Regions from separate parts of the Mus musculus genome. Here region 1 is linked to region 2. A link is a loop called in an ENCODE intact Hi-C map of the cell type or tissue named here. Cell type or tissue: heart. All regions are shown on one strand.

Region 1 (8,000 bases), 65 kb after region 2:
TGACGGGCTTGCAGCATCTGGTCCTGCTAACTTTAGCAATTCTGAGTTAATTATTCTCTGTGTTGGACAAGTGAGAGGACTGGGTGATGGGGTCCAGATAAGCAAGGCAGGAATGGCAGGGCTCTGAGGACCCAGGAATTATCTGAGGCTGGAGCTTTGGCCCAGGTACCAGAAATGTCTTGGGACCCATAAAAGTAGTGGGCTACAGAGTTGGTCTTCTCATCCTCACCCTTCTCCCATCTTTTTCCTCCTCATCTGTCTTTGAGATGGGGTCTCATATAGCCCAGGCTGCATAATGCCTGGGCAAACTGACCTTGAACCAGCTAAGCAGCCTAGGCTGACCTCCCAATCCTCCTGTCTTCTCTCCATACTTCTGGGGTCCTGGCATGAGTCATCTCTCCTAGACTGCTTCTCCCTTTGCCTCTGTTACTGCCCTCTATGTCCCATTATTCTTGCTTGTGTTTGAACACTGCTGGTGTCAATGCCTTAGCAGGTAACACAAGTAACGACATACACTCCTTCATGGCTTCTGCCTCCAATGCTAAACTCCGGCTCCAGGGCTGCTGTCGTGGGGCCTCTCCAGTGGCTTGAGTGTAGGAAGGCTTGCTTGGCAGAGCTCTTGGAGCAGTTACACCGTGTTGCCTTATTACTTGTTACTTCCCCAGAGGCTTCTGGGCAACAGACACTGTTTTCTCCTAAGTGCATTTCAGCAGAGGAGAGCTGAACTGTCAGAGGGCCTGTAGGACAGAGGCCTGATGTAGCTCAGCAAGGGTCTGATAACCCGAGGAAGAGGAGTAAGGCTCATTCTGGAGCGCACTGCTCTCTTTTCCTCAGAGGGGTCCCTCTCCTTGCTATATTTGAGCACCCCTCCCTTTTGAGATAAGGTCTGTGGTAATTTGAATAGGTTCGGCCCCCATAGACTTGGGTTTGAAAGCTAGGCCCGTAGGGAGTGACACTATTAGGAGATGAGGCCTTGTTGGAGTAGGTGTGGCTTAGTTGGACAAAGTGTGTCACTATGGGGGTAGGCTTTGAGTCATATATGCTCAAGCTATACCCAGCATGGCACTCAGTCTCTCCTTGTTGCCTGTGGGTCAAGAAAAAGAACTCTTGGCTCCTCCAGCACCACATCTGTCTGCAAGCTACCATGCTTCCTGTCATGACAATCATGGACTGAACCTCTGAAACTGTAAGCCAGCCCCAAATCAAATGTTGCCCTTTGTAAGAGTTGCCATGGTCATGGTGTCTCTTCACAGCAATCAAACCCTACCGTAAGGTCTTATGTAGCCCAGGGTAGCCTTGAATTTGCTATATAGCCAAGATTGGCTCTGAACCTCTGATCCTCTTGTCTCTACCTTCCAAGTGCTACACCAGGGCCTCCTGTATGCTAGGTAAGCACTCCAGTAGCTGACACTTATTCTCAGCCCCATCATTTTCTTCTTCCTTAAGATATAGTACAGCAAGCTGGGTGTGGTGGCGCATGCCTTTAATCCCAGCACCCAGGAGGCAGAGGCAGGCAGATTTCTGAGTTCGAGGCCAGCCTGGTCTACAAAGTGAGTTCCAGGACGGCCAGGGCTACACAGAGAAACACTGTCTCGAAAAACCAAAAAAAAAAAAAAAAAAAAAAAAGAAGAAGATGTCAGTACAGCAGACACAGTAAAGAGTGTTTAGGGCCTTTAGTGAGCAGCTTGAGAGTTTATTATATTTACAGTTCTGTGGCTACTGTCCATATAAGAAAAGAGAATTTCCCCATATTTCAGAAGAACCCATAGTGCCCTTAGGAGTCCCTCTCATTGAGGTGAATACTTTCCCAACCTCCATTATAGACAGCCTGAATACTTTTTTAAAGCCAGGGTCTCACCATGTAGCTCAGACTGGCTTTGAACTTCTGGGATCAGATGCCCTTCCTGCCTCAGTCTCCTGAACTAGGACCTCAGGGGCATAGCACTGTATTGTTTGATGGCCAGCTCTAAAAAGGCAAAAACGAAGCAGGGACCGTGTGCTGGAAATTCCAGTATAAGGAACAGAGAGGCTGGAGATAAGTTCAAAGGCCGCCTCAGCTATATAGCATGTTGGAAGCCAGCCTGAGCTATTTAAGACTACCTCAAAAAACCAGACCATTCCAGACCAAACTAGTCCCAATCCAACCACCACCATCACCACCATCACTACCACCATCACTACCACCATCACTACCACCACCACCACCACCACCACCACACCACCACCACCATCACCACCACCACCATCACCACCACCACCACCACCACCACCACCACCATCACCACCACCACCATCACCACCACCACCACCACCACACCACCACCACCATCACCACCACCACCATCACCACCACCACCACCACCACCACCACCACCACCACCACCACCACCGCACCACCACCATCACCATCACCACCATCACTACCACCACCACCACCACCACCACCACCACCACCACTACCACCACTACCACCACCACCACCACCATCACCACCATCACTACCACCACCACCACCATCACTACCACCACCACCACCACCACCACTACCACCACTACCACCACCACCACCACCATCACCACCATCACTACCACCACCACCACCACCACCACCACCACCACCACCACCACCACCACCATCACCACCATCACTACCACCACCACCACCACCACCACCACCACCACCACCACCATCACCACCATCACTACCACCACCACTACCACCACCACCACCACCACCAGCTAAACAAATCTGGTTGAGTGAATTTGCCAAGTAGTCTCAGCTTTTGTGCTTGGCTTCTTTGAGCCAGTGGTCTCTCAGAGTACAACTGTGGAGTGTGGCAATTGTCTTCTCACCTCTGCAACTCTCCATGGTTTGAACTCTGTCATTCCTCACAGCCTGTGAGTGTGAAAGTAGAGGTCATATGGAGGGAATAAAGCCAGCAGCCAGTAGCTGGAGTTCTCTCTCCCTACATGGTCTTGGTCTGTGAGTGTCCTCACCTACAACCATGATAGGTTCATGTGCCAATTTTGCCAGCCCTGGCACAGGCTTCTGAGCCACATGCAGCCACAGGTATCGGGTTGCTGGTCCGTGTCAAGCTGCAGCACCCGTAACCTTGACTGGGAAAGCCCTCTGTCTTCTTGGGATGCTGGAGGAAACTGGAGCAGTACCAGACAGACATAGGATGCGGCTTGTAAATTATGAGCTGTGATTTGCAAACATGCTTATGACAGAAGAGTCACTGAGATCTGGGGACTCCCCCCACTTCAGAAAGTCCTTTTGTCTCCTTCTGATGGCCTCTGATTGCTGCTCTGTGTCCGATTTCCCCTTCTCTGTTATATTAACTCACAGCGTCAGCCAAACTTCCAGGGCTTGCTGGGAGCCTGCCAAGGCGCTGCTCACAAACCTTTAGTGGCTTCCCACAGCCTGCTCAAGTCTCCTGGCATTTCAGAAGCTTCTCCACAGGGGCTGGGGATATGGCTCAGTTGGTAGCCTGCTTGCCTAGCATCCACGAAGTCCTGAGTTGGATTGCCAGCACTGCATAAAACCGGCGTGGTAGCACTGGTCTGTAATAGCAGCACTTGAGAAATAGGAGCAAAAGAATCAGGGGTTCAAAGTCACCCTCAGCTACATTGAATTTGAAACTATTCCGGGCTACGTAAGAGCCTCGCTGGGAAAGAGGAGGTGGCTGGGGTGATGGCCCGGTGGGTAACAGAACCTCTCCTGTAAACCTAAGGACCTCAGTTCAGATTTCCAAATTCAAATAAACAACTGGGTGTGGCCAGCACTGGGATGTGCAGGGACGGGTGGATTACTGAGTGACCCTGTCTCAAGAGAAGAAAGTAGAGGATTATAGAGCAGGACCTCGTACACTCATGCACATGGGTGAGCATATTCACATACATGTATATGCTCAAATGCATGCACACATACCAAATACAAAAACTGCACAGGATAAGGCAACTGCCCCCCTTCTCACTATGTAGCCCCTCCTAGCCTGGAACTATGTAGACTAGGCTGGCCTGAAATTTAAAAAGATCTGCCTGCCTCTGCATCTTGAATGCTGGGATTAAAGGTGTTTAGCTTCCTTCCTTCCTTCCTTCCTTCCTTCCTTCCTTCCTTCCTTCCTTCCGCCCCCCCCCCCCCCTTTCTTTTTCTTCTGAGCAGTCATTACTCCAAGCCAGGATTGTGACAGCCAGTGCAATCTAGTTATCTTGGCTTCTTATGGTTTAGTAGTCTGAGTAAATACTTCTCCATTGCATGTCCCTAAGAGGTTCTTCATTAGTCCAGTCCATGCATGGCCATAGTTCCCAAGGCCACCTGTGTACCAAGATGTCTGTTAAAACCCCAGCCATCACTACTACCTTGGTAGCACACAGTAAAGAAGAGGAAAGAGAAGAGGCCGCTCTGCTTCCCTTTAGGGTTGTAATAGTTACAGTAATAAAAGTGACTGTAAGCTTATCACCATTGTGTGCCAGCCCCTGCTCCTAAGTGCAGGTCATTTGCATATGATAATACCAAAGAGCTGCTGTTGTTACTCCTGGTTTAGAGGAACAGAAGGCACAGAGGGGTTAAGTAACAAACACAAGAACACACACTTGGGAAGTAGATGACCGAATGGAAATTCATGCCCTAGCACAGGGTCTGGGCTCATAAAACCTCAGTTACAGGTACACATTCCCTTCTCTCCCAGCCTATTGGCCAGAGGTTAGGCATATGATAAAACTGGTCCAAAAGGGAGGCTGGGAAATGAGTGTGTGTTTCAGGCCGTCTTTTTTTTTTTCCCTTATTTTTTTTTATTACGCATTTTCCTCAATTACATTTCTAATGCTATCCCAAAAGCCTCCCATATCCTACTGCCCCCACTCCCCTACCCACCCATTCCCATTTTTTGGCCCTGGCGTTCCCCTGTACTGGGGCATATAAAGTTTGCCTGTCCAGTGGGCCTCTCTTTGCAGTGATGGCTGACTAGGGCATCTTTTGATACATATGCAGCTAGAGTCAAGAGCTCCAGGGTACTGGTTAGTTCATAATGTTGCACCTACAGGGTTGCAGATCTCTTTAGCTCTTTGGATACTTTCTCTAGCTCCTCCATTGGGGGCCCTGTGATCCATCCAATAGTTGACTGTGAACATCCACTTCTGTGTTTGTTAGGCCCCGGCCTAGTCTCACAAGAGACGGCTATATCACGGTCCTTGCACCAAACGCTTGCTAGTGTATGCAATGGTGTCATCATTTGAAGGCTAATTATGGGATGGATCCCTGGATATGGCAGTCTCTTGATGGTCCATCCTTTTGTCTCAGTTCCAAACTTTGTCTCTGTAACTCCTTCCATGGGTGATTGTTTCCAATTCTAAGAAGGGGCAAAGTGTCCACACTTTGGTCTTCGTTCTTCTTCAGTTTCATGTGTTTTGCAAATTGTACCTTATATCTCACTATATTAAGTTTCTGGGCTAATATCCAGTTATCAGTGAGTACATATTATTTGAGTCCTTTTGTGATTGTGTTACCTCACTCAGGATGATGCCCTCCAGGTCCAACCATTTGCCTAGGAACCACAAGTAAACTGTGGCTTATTGAAAAGGCGAGGAGAAGACATTTTGGACTGTCAAGCTGTCTGTTCCCCGCCACACACCATGTTGCCTTTCTTCTGGGACTTTTTCATTCATTCAGACCCCAAGCTTCTTGACTGTTGGATCCTGGCTCCCAAAACAAGGTGTCATGAGAGCTCTGAGTGGGAGATGACCTCACTCAAAATTTGTCTTCTTCCTTCCCTTCCTTCATTCCTCTCTCCCATTCCTTCTTTCTTTTCTTCCTTCCCTCACCTTCTTCCCCTCCACCTTCTTTTTCTTCTCTCTCTCTCTCTCTCTCTCTCTCTCTCTCTCTCTCTCTCTCTCTCTCTGAGACAGGATTTGTCTGTATATCCTTGGCTGTCCTAGAACTAGACCTGTAGACCAGGCTGGCCTCGAACTCAGAGATCCACCTCCCTCTGCCTACTGAGTGCTGGGATTAAATGTATGCATCACCACCTCTCTGTATTCTTCTTTCCTTTCTTTTTGGAAGTACTGTAGATTGTACCTATAGTCTTATGAATACGAGTCTAGTGCTTTGCAGCTGAGCTGCAGCCTATCCTTGCTGGTAGCCTTGAAAGCACAGTAGCTCCTTCTGAGGTCCAGGTGACTTCAGGTGGAGATTATGGCTAAGTCAATGGATGTGCTGCATTTCTGGGTGCAAGGCCCCACCTCCCACACTAAGTCATCTCCCTGGCTTGTTAGCTGGATGTAGTGGTGCATGCTTTTAATCCCAGCACTCTGGAGGCAGAGGCAGGAAGACCTCTGTGATTTTGAGGTCTGATATACACACTGAGTTTGTTCCAGGGCAGTCAGAGCCACATAGTAAGACCCTGTATTTTTTTTTTTAAGTTTTAAAATAAATATTTTATAATACTGGAGATAGAGCCCAGGGGGTATCTGCCAGTGCATGCTGGGTAAATATTCTGACTGTGAGCTACATTCTCAACCTCTGATTTCTTGAGAAAGGGAAATCTAGACTGGCCTCTTCCTCCACACCCTCTGTAGTGCTGTGACGAAGGGCCCTTCCATGAAGGTATTAGACCTCTTTCCTGATTCTAGATTTTCACAGCGCACCTCCTTGTGTTTTGGCTGCACAAGAGGATTTGCAAGCACAGAGGGCCAACGTATACTGCAATAAAGGTCCTGGCATGTGAGTACCTACTATGCATCCTGTGAACCTTCAGATGGTCCTGGCCCTGAATCACCAAGCCTTCAAGTTCAGGCTCAGGATTCCACAAATCCAGCCCCACTTGCTTTTCTCCCAGTCTCTCCTAACCCCCTCCATGACTTCCGAACAAACCTGGAACCCATCTCCATACCTCAGAATTCCAAGTTCTGTCTCGTTCTACTTGTCTCAACAGCCTCTCTATCTCTCTGTCTCTCTGTCTCTCTCTCTCTGTTTTTCTCTGTCTCTCTTTCTCCTCTCTTTCTCTCCCTCTCTCTGTTTTTCTCTGTCTTTCTCCCCCCCCCCCCCTCTGGCGGTCATCTGTTCTTGCACATGTACCCTTCCAGTCTGTTCTCCACAGTGCAGCGAGAGGGACGTGCCGCAGCCAGCAAGCCAGGCAGATGCAATTAGTCACTCTCCCACGATTGCCCTCCAGGACCTCGAGTGCTAGCACTATTTCCCCTTCAAGCTGCGTGGCACCTCCCTCCGCTCCACCTCTAGTCTCTGTGCAGGCTCTGCTGCTGGAGAGAAATCTACCTCAGACTCAGACAGCACTGCAGTATGCAGAGTGGGGACCATTTGTTTCTCATCACTGATGTTTACAGCCTGAACTAGAAGGCTTGGTGATTCGGGCTAGGAACATCTGAGGGTTCACAGGATGCATGGTGGGTACCAGATGTGCTGAAGACCAGGACCTTTATTGGAGTATACATCAGCCCTCTGTGCTTGTTTGGCTTCAGGCCAGCGCCCCACCCCATCTTTCAGAGACATGGTCTCACCATGTAGCTCTGGCTCTGGCAAGCTTCTTCTGCCCTGTGTCCTTTCCCTTGTTCTCTGGGATCTGCTACTTCCCACCACTTCTTGAAAGCCTCAAGCCTTTTCAGTGAGTTCTTCTCCCATTCCTCTCTTTGGCTAACTCCAGCTCTTGGCTAGGATGTCACTGTCTGCAAAGGGTCCCTCCTGGTTGTACACATTGAGCATCTTGAATCCCCCAAATTCAAAATGCTCCCAAGTCAAAACCTTCATGTGATGGGTTTTGAGCTGTGATGGGCTGCAGCCAGCCCCAGCTGAAAGCGCTGTCTAAAATTACTTTGAAGCTACATGGACAAATTGTATCGGAAACATAAGGGAATTGTGAGCTGAGGCTTAGTTTCCATCTCCAAGATATCTCATTACACACATGCAAACCCTAACAAATCCCATATATGAAACTCTGGTTCTCAAAGCTCTGAACAAGGACCCTCAGTCTGTGTCCTTTCCTGGT
Region 2 (8,000 bases):
TTGGGTGGTAGAAAGACTGCCCCCCCCCCGTCCCTTTTTGAGGGGAGCTGCAGCTGATTTGGTATCAGGTGGTTACTGAGTCCTAAGCCTAAAGCTGTTAGCTTCTGATTACTGCTTAAAGTTAACTGCAGCCTATCAGGGGTGAGTTGGCCCTAGAAACTGCAGGGACACTTTAAAGCTTGTCATTGCAGATGCCAGAGGCCTCTTTCCAGATCTTTCCCTAGGAAATGAAGGGCCTAAATTCTTGTTGCATTTCTAGCCTCCCTCCCCCCTCCCTCCTTGAGTCTCTGGCTGGAAAGTCTGAACTGCTTTTGAGGTTTGCAGTGTTTCCCTCCATCAAGCCTGCACCCCTTGGGCTTGGGTATGGCCCCCCCCAAACCCATATTTAGGCTGCCGTAGTGTGGGAGCTCTGCAGGGCAAAGCCCAACTGTGGCCACTCGAAAGGAGGAGGCCTGACCTTTGCAGGGAGAAGGCGGATTCACAGCCTGACACTCTGCAGGGAGACCGAGAGCTGCAAAGGAGCCGCAGGCATTGCCGTGGCCCCAGCAGCTCGAAGAAAGCTTGTGAAAGGAAACCAGCTCAGGGAGGCAGGAGGCCAGGAAGCTTCCGTGCTGTGAGTGTGCCCCTTTGAGACTGCACAGGCCACTGGGAGGAAGAGAAACTGCTTGGCTGGGAGGCAAAGTCAGAGTTGCAGTGGCAGACAATTGCTGGAGGAAGGTCCAGTGAAGATGAGTACCTGGAGATGGGTCATCAGATCGGGAGGAGACCTCTAACTGTCAGAAGTCCTGTGTATGAAGACCAGTTGGGTTTTAAACATTCATATTTGAGGTAACATTGTCTACCGAAGGTGGGGTTCTTTCCATAGAAAATAGCAAGCTCTTTGCTGCTGAATCCAAAGGGAACCCCCACATACCCCCATACTCCCATATACACATAGATTTAGTTGGGGCTAGGGGCTTCTGAAAATTGCTACACAGGCTGGTCAGGTTTAGAGGAGAAAGACTCCAAGGGCCTACCCATTCACAGGAGACAAGATGGTGTCCCTTTGGGGCTGGAGTGGCGAAGGTACAGTGAGCCGTTGTGCTGAGTCGGAACCCCTCGCTTCTCCAGCCCGGTTACTTCTACACATGTCCAATTTTGGTGTCTGAATAAAAAAAAAAAGTAGCACAGAAACAAAACCATATGACAAGACTGGCTGCAAACCTTAAAGAATTGAGGGGGGAGGGGAGGGGTGGCCTGGAAGGGGGAGGGGAAATTATTCGAGACTGGGGGGTAGAGGGAAGCAGTTTTGACTATTTTCTAAATCCCACCCACCCACCCACCCATGCTGCTGATGCAGTTCCAATTCCTTCAGTAGATGCCTCAGCCCCGGTGCTCGGTGCTTGAGGGAGTGTGGAATAACAATCTGCAGAGGAGACTCTGCCACAAGAGGCAACTCAAAGTGTAGCCGGGGAGTGCCGAAGCTCAGACCAGTGGCAGGAAGGCACCCCACCCCCTGCCTCTGCCATTCGGTCCTCCTTAAGGTCCATAGCCAAGAGGTCGATTAACACACTGCACACACTGCAGTCTGGGGTGGGGGTGGCAATAAGGGGAAGCGTGGCCACAGGGCTTCTCCCAGCAAGCTAAGTGGAGGCTGCCTATTTCCCCACCCTGACCCAAAGTCCTGAGATTCATCTCTTTAGAGGCCAGCCAGAGACCTCTAAGGACAGTTAGACTTTCATTGAGCCTTTCCATATCCATTGCTCCCCTCCCCCCTTTAAAAGGTCTGTTTCCCCTCCCCCTCCAAGTCCCCAACCCTGCTTCCTCCTGTGCAAGAAGGGGTCACTTGTCACTTGTGTGACTCTTTGGAGTCCAAGGGCCAGGAGCTTTGTTCTTCAGGGGCTTCCCCTCCTAAATTATCCCCATTTCTGTATATTATTTATCCCCTACACTTACCCGAATACAAACAGCAGGGTTTTATAATCTCATTATCATAGGCCTAGGTCTGGGTGACCTCGGAGCTGCCTTCCCATGGGGTACAGTCTATTACGTAGCAAGCTGGAGTTTCCACCATTCTCTCTCTCTCTCTCTCTCTCTCTCTCTCTCTCTCTCTCTCTCCCCCAGGCTCTGAAATCCCAGTAGTGGTGGCTATAAGGGATATTTTAGACTGTGTTGGCTTTAGGTCAGGCTACGAGAAGGCCCCCAGGGGCAGCCTGAGCAGCGGGAGGACGAGCCCTTCCAGTGCCCAGTTGCTTTGGTCCCCGGAGCAGATGGCAACTTTGTCTCCTGGTGTGTGCTTCAACACATTCAAAAGACGGCGCTCAGGCGAAGCCTCACTGACATTCACAACCGATTAAAGACCCGAGCCGGTGCCAGGCGCAATGGAGGGTTATGAATTAATCATGGGGGTTACCGATATCTGAGGCTCCCCAGGGCAGCCCCTCTATTATTAAGCAGCCCCACTGCCCATTCCTGACCCCCACCCCCTACCACAAAGGGGTAGGAGCAGCGTCTTTCGCACTGCCCCAATTAACAGCCACCCTCCGCGAGGTCTCAGGCCGAGTTGCTGGGCCTGCCAGACACTCGGAGCAGAAAGCCCAACCTTTGGGACAAGCTGGAAGCAAACCCTGGAGTAAAGGCTCAGTCCCTGAGGCTCAAGGACACCTCTATCTACCCTTTTCGTGAGACAGGGTTCCAGGCTGGTGGGCGATGTCCGAGGCCACCCACAGGATCTTGGTGTCCTAGGATCCCAGAGGAGGCTCAACCTTGAGGCTCTGGCTATGTTCCAGACATGGAAAATTAAAAAATAAAAATCAGGTTCTTGTATTCTGTGAACCCCCTTCGCAGCTCCCGGGCCTCTTCGGAGCAGAATCTCCTAACATCTCCATGCTCCAAGCTGCCTGGGGTTGGCCTAAATGGCGGGTACCCACGGGATCTCAGGCACACATCTCAGCCACGGAACCGGCTGTCTGCGCTGTCGACGTATTGTTCTCGTCTCCCCTATTTATTTCTCAGGCCTGCCTGGCCACAGATTTCTGCAAGACGGAGCAGTCCTCGGGTTCCTCCTGCTTCCAGAGGGGCCATAAAAAACAGATGGTCTCATTAGGAACAATTTATGCATATATATTTCGAAGAGTTCAGCAGAGTGGGGTAGGTTTGCAGCCCCTGCGTCAGGCAAGAGCAAAATATCACCACTTGCAAATGTTTCCAGTTTGCAAAATAATGGCCTATCCAAAGTAGCTAAGCAACGAATTACTCAAACACTAGAAGGTTGGATGCCAATATTATCACATTCGTCCTGTTCCTCAAACCGTCCTTCTTCTCGGCCATTGGATTTCGGAGGGAGGCTCCCGGGCCTCACACCCCTAAGCCTGCGGCTTCCTTTCAATGACTATTTCCAATCTCCAAGTCAAATCACTTATTAATTATAGAGGCAACTCGAGCAAACCCAATTACCCGTAGGCAACCCTTCCCAGATGGGAAGTCTGTCTCGCTCGGCTCCCACAGTGGCCCAAGTTCTGGGGGGGGGGGGGCTTCTTTTGCGTCCTATTTCTTTTCGTCAGTGCCCCTCCAGCGGCCGGAAATGTTTCTTTTCCCAGACCCTTCTTCCCAGAAGCAACTCCTTTTCCCTACCCTGATCGCTTTCCATCCTTCCAGCTAGGAGACATCCATCCCCGCCCCACAAGAGGCGCTGCCTTCAGGCTAAATTTACTGCCGCGCCAGGTTTAAGCCTTAGGCGTTGTAGACCTGGCGTTGGAATGGCGGAAGCTTGAGACAGAGCCCTATTCATTTGTAAAGGATGGCTGAGGGATTCGCTTGGTTAGCAACCCCTCGCTCCCACTGTCCTCCCTTCAGGCCTAGCTCGTGGCTTCTGCGCACCTTGTTTTGCAGGAAGCGTGCCAGAACTCCGACAGGCCTTAGCCTCGGGTTTGTGTGTGGTGGTGGAGATCTGACTAATGTCACCACAGTTGTGGCCTTGTGGCAATAATGATTTCCACCAGGATATTGTGCCAAGCATGTCACCTACTACCCATATGTATCTCTTCCCAGTCCAAGCAGCCACCCTTAGATGGGCGTCATTTCTTCCACTTTGCAGATGTAACATCCAAGGTTAAGAAACTCGCTTCAAATCACGCAGCTAGGTGGAAATAAAGCCTTAATCCAAAACCCGAGTTTTCATTCACAGCTTCAAAGACACCTTCCGGAATTGTAGAAGCCATAGGGGGCGGGAGGGGGGGACTGTTAATTTGGTGCCGAGGACGCCTGCCTGGCAGACTAAAGCCCTCTGAGGTTTCGGGCTAGAGATTTAATCGTGCTCTGGGACTAGGAAAGGACACACGGGTCAGGGGGGCACCCGGATTACTGGCACCCGTGAGATTGGAGAGGAGTGGGGGTTGCTGCGTTGGTTGGGGCTGGGGCTTTGCAAAGCCTCGGGGAAGGGTTTGGCGGCCCTTTCACCATCGGCAAAATCGCTCCCCAGGCTGGTGGTGGGGAGGACGACGGCCTCGCCCCAGCGATCTGGGCGGCTCACGGAGAGCCAGAAGCCTAGGGAAGTCCCCAGAGGCCGCCGGCCGCCGCCGCGTTTCCGCGGCGCCCTCGCTAAGATGGAGCAAGCAGTTGTGCGGAGGAGGGAGGGGAGCCGGAGAGGGATGCGCGGGCGAGCTGGTAACCGTCTGCAGCGAGGAGTGTAATTGCCCCTGTGACCGCGGGCGGCGAGGGCGGGGCGCTCTCCCAGCCTCCTCCCTCCCACTCCGCCGCAGGCGCGGAGCTGGCCGCCTTTGGCTGAGACGCGAAGCACCTAAGGGGCTTGGCCCTGTACCGCCTAGCGAGGCCAGCTCGTCCGCGCTCCGGTCCCGCGCACACATCAAGTCCCTAAGATCCCAGGCCGGAGCAGGCCACAGCTTCCCTCTCCTTCAGGGTACGCCTTGCCCAGGCCAGGGGCTGACGATCAGATTACACTGGGTGACCCTGCCTGTCCATTCCCTAGAAGGGAAGCAGCAGCTTTCACGGTCTTGCATTTCACCCCCATCCCCCACCCTCCCACCCCACCCCCCAAAACAAAACAAAACAAAAAACTGAGGGCTAAGGCTGCTCTGCTCGACAATAGGAGAAGAGGAGAGATGGGACCTCAGAACAGAGCGCCCACAGCCCTTAGCGTGTACACTTTGCCTTTTGATGAATTCCTGGCCCTGGGCCCCCGCCAGAGGTGGAGAAAGGGGCCCCATAACCAGCCAGAGTTTGTAACTCTGTGTGGTTTCTGGTTTTTTACTGCTCGTTTGAAATTGTTCCATAGGAAAATGTCTGCCAAGGAGGCCTGAAAGGCCTGGAGCCCCGCTCCACCACCCGGGTGCCAATGTGCCAGCAGTGAGTGTGCACGAGTGGACTCGCGCCTGCGGGCCCCGGGAGGGTTGGAGGGAACATTTTACCCTGCAGCAGCGCTGTGAGCACGACATGCAACCTTGAACCTGGTACCCACGGGTCCCCTGTGCTGCGGCCTTGGCCCAGACTAGCACCCCAGTGCGCCTCTCATGCCTTCCTTCTGCCCCCAAGGCAGGCACTGTTAACCCAGGCAGGTGACAGCGCTCTGGCGCCCATCGTGCCGTGGTCTTTATACCTCGTGAGTTCAACACTAATGAGTTATGGGTTGGCCCACGAAAACATAATGTGTAAATTAGGAATTTAATGATGTGTAAGATTAAAAGCTGCGCAGGGTTGCATTTATTTAAGGCTGCCATCTTGTGTTCGCAGAGAAATTACTTGAACGACATTGACCTCCTTCGCCCATGTGATTGGGATTGGTGTGAGGGCTGGGTGGGGTCTGGGAGGGTCCCATGTGTTGGGACTTGAGTCCTCTTGGGCTCTTGCAGGGCCAGGTTGTGCTCTGGGGAGGCAGAGGGCTCACTTTGTGTGAACCCCTTGGTTGGAAGCCTGCCCAAGGCCAGATAAAGCCCCTGGTCTTTTCCTAGGTCCCAGGTTCGCAAGGCATCAGGGGTTGCCAATTCCTGGGATATTCCCTACACCTTCTAGTCTAGATGCTCTCTCCTACTGTACAGGCTATTTCCCCCCTTTTGTGTCAAAGCTGGGAAAATTTAAGGCAGATTATCCTCTGTTTTTATGTCCTTAGAGAGGGCTTCCTGCCCCGTGTAGCATCCCTGGGCCCAAACCAGAAGCACCAGGCCCCCATCCCCTCCTGGCTAAGGTTTCTGAGATGGAGACAGTCCTTCAGTTTTCTCCTGCAGTCCGACTGTCTCAAGTGCTCCTCCCATCCAGGGGATACATAGGAAACTGTACCGGGCAATGCTGGGCAGCCCTGGGGTACATACAGAGTTCGCCTGCTTGGGAAGGCCAACCACAGTGCACTGAGAAATGTGGACTTTCCTCCTTAGCACACAGCTGAAGCAGATTGGGAAGACCTGGAAGAGGAAGTAAAAGCAGACATGGAAAGGTTGGGTTCATGAACTTTGGTTTCGGAGTGAAGGCTTGTTTTAGCAAATGGCAGAGTAGCCGAGTGCCTTAGGGACTTTGGGGTGGGGGTGGGGGTGGGGGTGGGGGTTCTCTGTAGCCCCGGCTGTCCTGGAACTCCCTCTGTACACCAGACTGGCCTCGAACTCACGGAGATCTACCAGAGATCTACTTGCCTCTGTGTCCCAAGTGCTGGGATTAAAGGTATGTGCCACCACTGCCTAGTGGGTGCCTAGGGATTCAAAACAAAACAAAACAAAACAAAACAAAACAAAACAAACCCAACCCTCCCTGTGGCTGTCTTCTAGGCTTTGAAAGGGTTAATGGGCACACTGCCACTCCTGGTTTCTCTGTTTGCCCAGGCCCTAGGTCTTACCTAACCAATTGCTAAAGGGTTATATAACTGTAGAAGTTTCTCTTCTTTCCCACTGGCTGGGAGTCTCAGAAAACCCCTGCTTAAGTAATCAAGATAACCTTTTTAAAATTCCTTAGGGTCCAAGAATTTTGGTGTCCTCCTCTGTAGTTCTGTTTGAAAAAAAGAAAAAAAAATAAGGGGGGGGGTGGAAATGGGGAGAAGAGGAGAGTCTGTAATCTCTAATATCCACTGAAGCCTGCCTCTTTGGCATACATACATCGTCCAGATAACCTTTATAAGTGTGCCCCCAAGTTTCTGAGAAAAGCTTCTGCTGGACACTGGCCAGGGAGGGGAAGAGGAGCCAGGCAAGGGACGAATTTTCCCCTTGGACAGTAAGGCGAAGGGCGCACGAGGCCTGACTGCGGATGTGGCCAGGAGCAGGTCAGATCAGAGAAGCAGGCTGATAAGCCTGCCTGAACTGCCACTATTTGGGAGACAGATGGTGCGTGGCGGCCCTGAGTGCCTTCATTTTTTTTCTCTCTTGTGTATGTAGTATGATGGCTGAGGCTGGGGGTGGGTGGGTGGGCATGACCTCAACTCTGCACCTGTCCTCAGCCCAGATCAACTGGTTTTTAGTCACACCAGTCTAAATTGGAGGGGTCATGCTCTGGTATCTCTGCATAGAACACTGGTCTGTGAGGAATTTTTTTTTCCCCTAGAGATAGTCTTCTACTTCCCCCACTTCCATTTCCTTTTTAGTTTTCTGTTGCTGAGTCTTGATTTGTAGCCCAGACTGTTCTCACACTTATTGATTGATTGATTGAGTTAGGGTCTCTCTGTAGTCCTAGTTGTTCAGGACGTCAATATGTACACCAGGCTGGCCTCGAGCTCTCAGAGATCCTTCTGCCTCTGCCTCATGAGTGCTGGCATTAAGGGTGTGCACCGCCACACTTGGCTTTGCCCTCAAGTTCGCCATCCTCCTGCGGCAGCCTCACAAGTCCTGGGCGACTAGGCATGAGAAAGCACACTCAGGTCCAGAGGTGGGCTTCCGGGCACTGACCCACTGACCCAGAAAGGATCCTCTTCCCACTGCTGAGGAGTTGCTCCAATGTTCTGCCACTTTTTAGAAAGCTCTCCCAGGCTGTAGGCAGAAGGGAAAGCCGGGACTGAGGTCTGACTGTTCTCTATTTGTAGCCAGTCAGCC

What was found. A loop is a pair of places that touch in the nucleus more often than their neighbours do. Peaks named below come from ENCODE experiments on the same cell type or tissue, not always from the same donor. Only the 100,000 strongest peaks of a DNase experiment are listed, where the experiment ranks them.
Region 1: it touches region 2 in a loop (2.3-fold over the local background); 5 of 42 quality-filtered maps call a loop at or near these places.

The regions. Positions count from the first base shown.
Region 1 is chrX:11,930,879-11,938,878 of GRCm38, reverse strand. No RefSeq gene overlaps it. Among named protein-coding and RNA genes, the nearest start is that of Gm52427, 40 kb to the right of the region's middle. In heart, no CTCF peak of the experiment used is centred here; a DNase peak (open chromatin) is centred at 3,378; H3K27me3 peaks cover 2,153 bases.
Region 2 is chrX:11,995,869-12,003,868 of GRCm38, reverse strand. Gm34301 (a long non-coding RNA gene) reads right to left here and starts at 1,722. Exons shown (of 4, transcript XR_003953093.1): 1 at 1,323-1,722; 2 at 1,017-1,144; 3 at 458-785. In heart, CTCF peaks have their summits at 4,694 and 7,284; a DNase peak (open chromatin) is centred at 4,688; H3K4me3 peaks cover 2,063 bases; H3K27ac peaks cover 5,580 bases; H3K27me3 peaks cover 6,080 bases.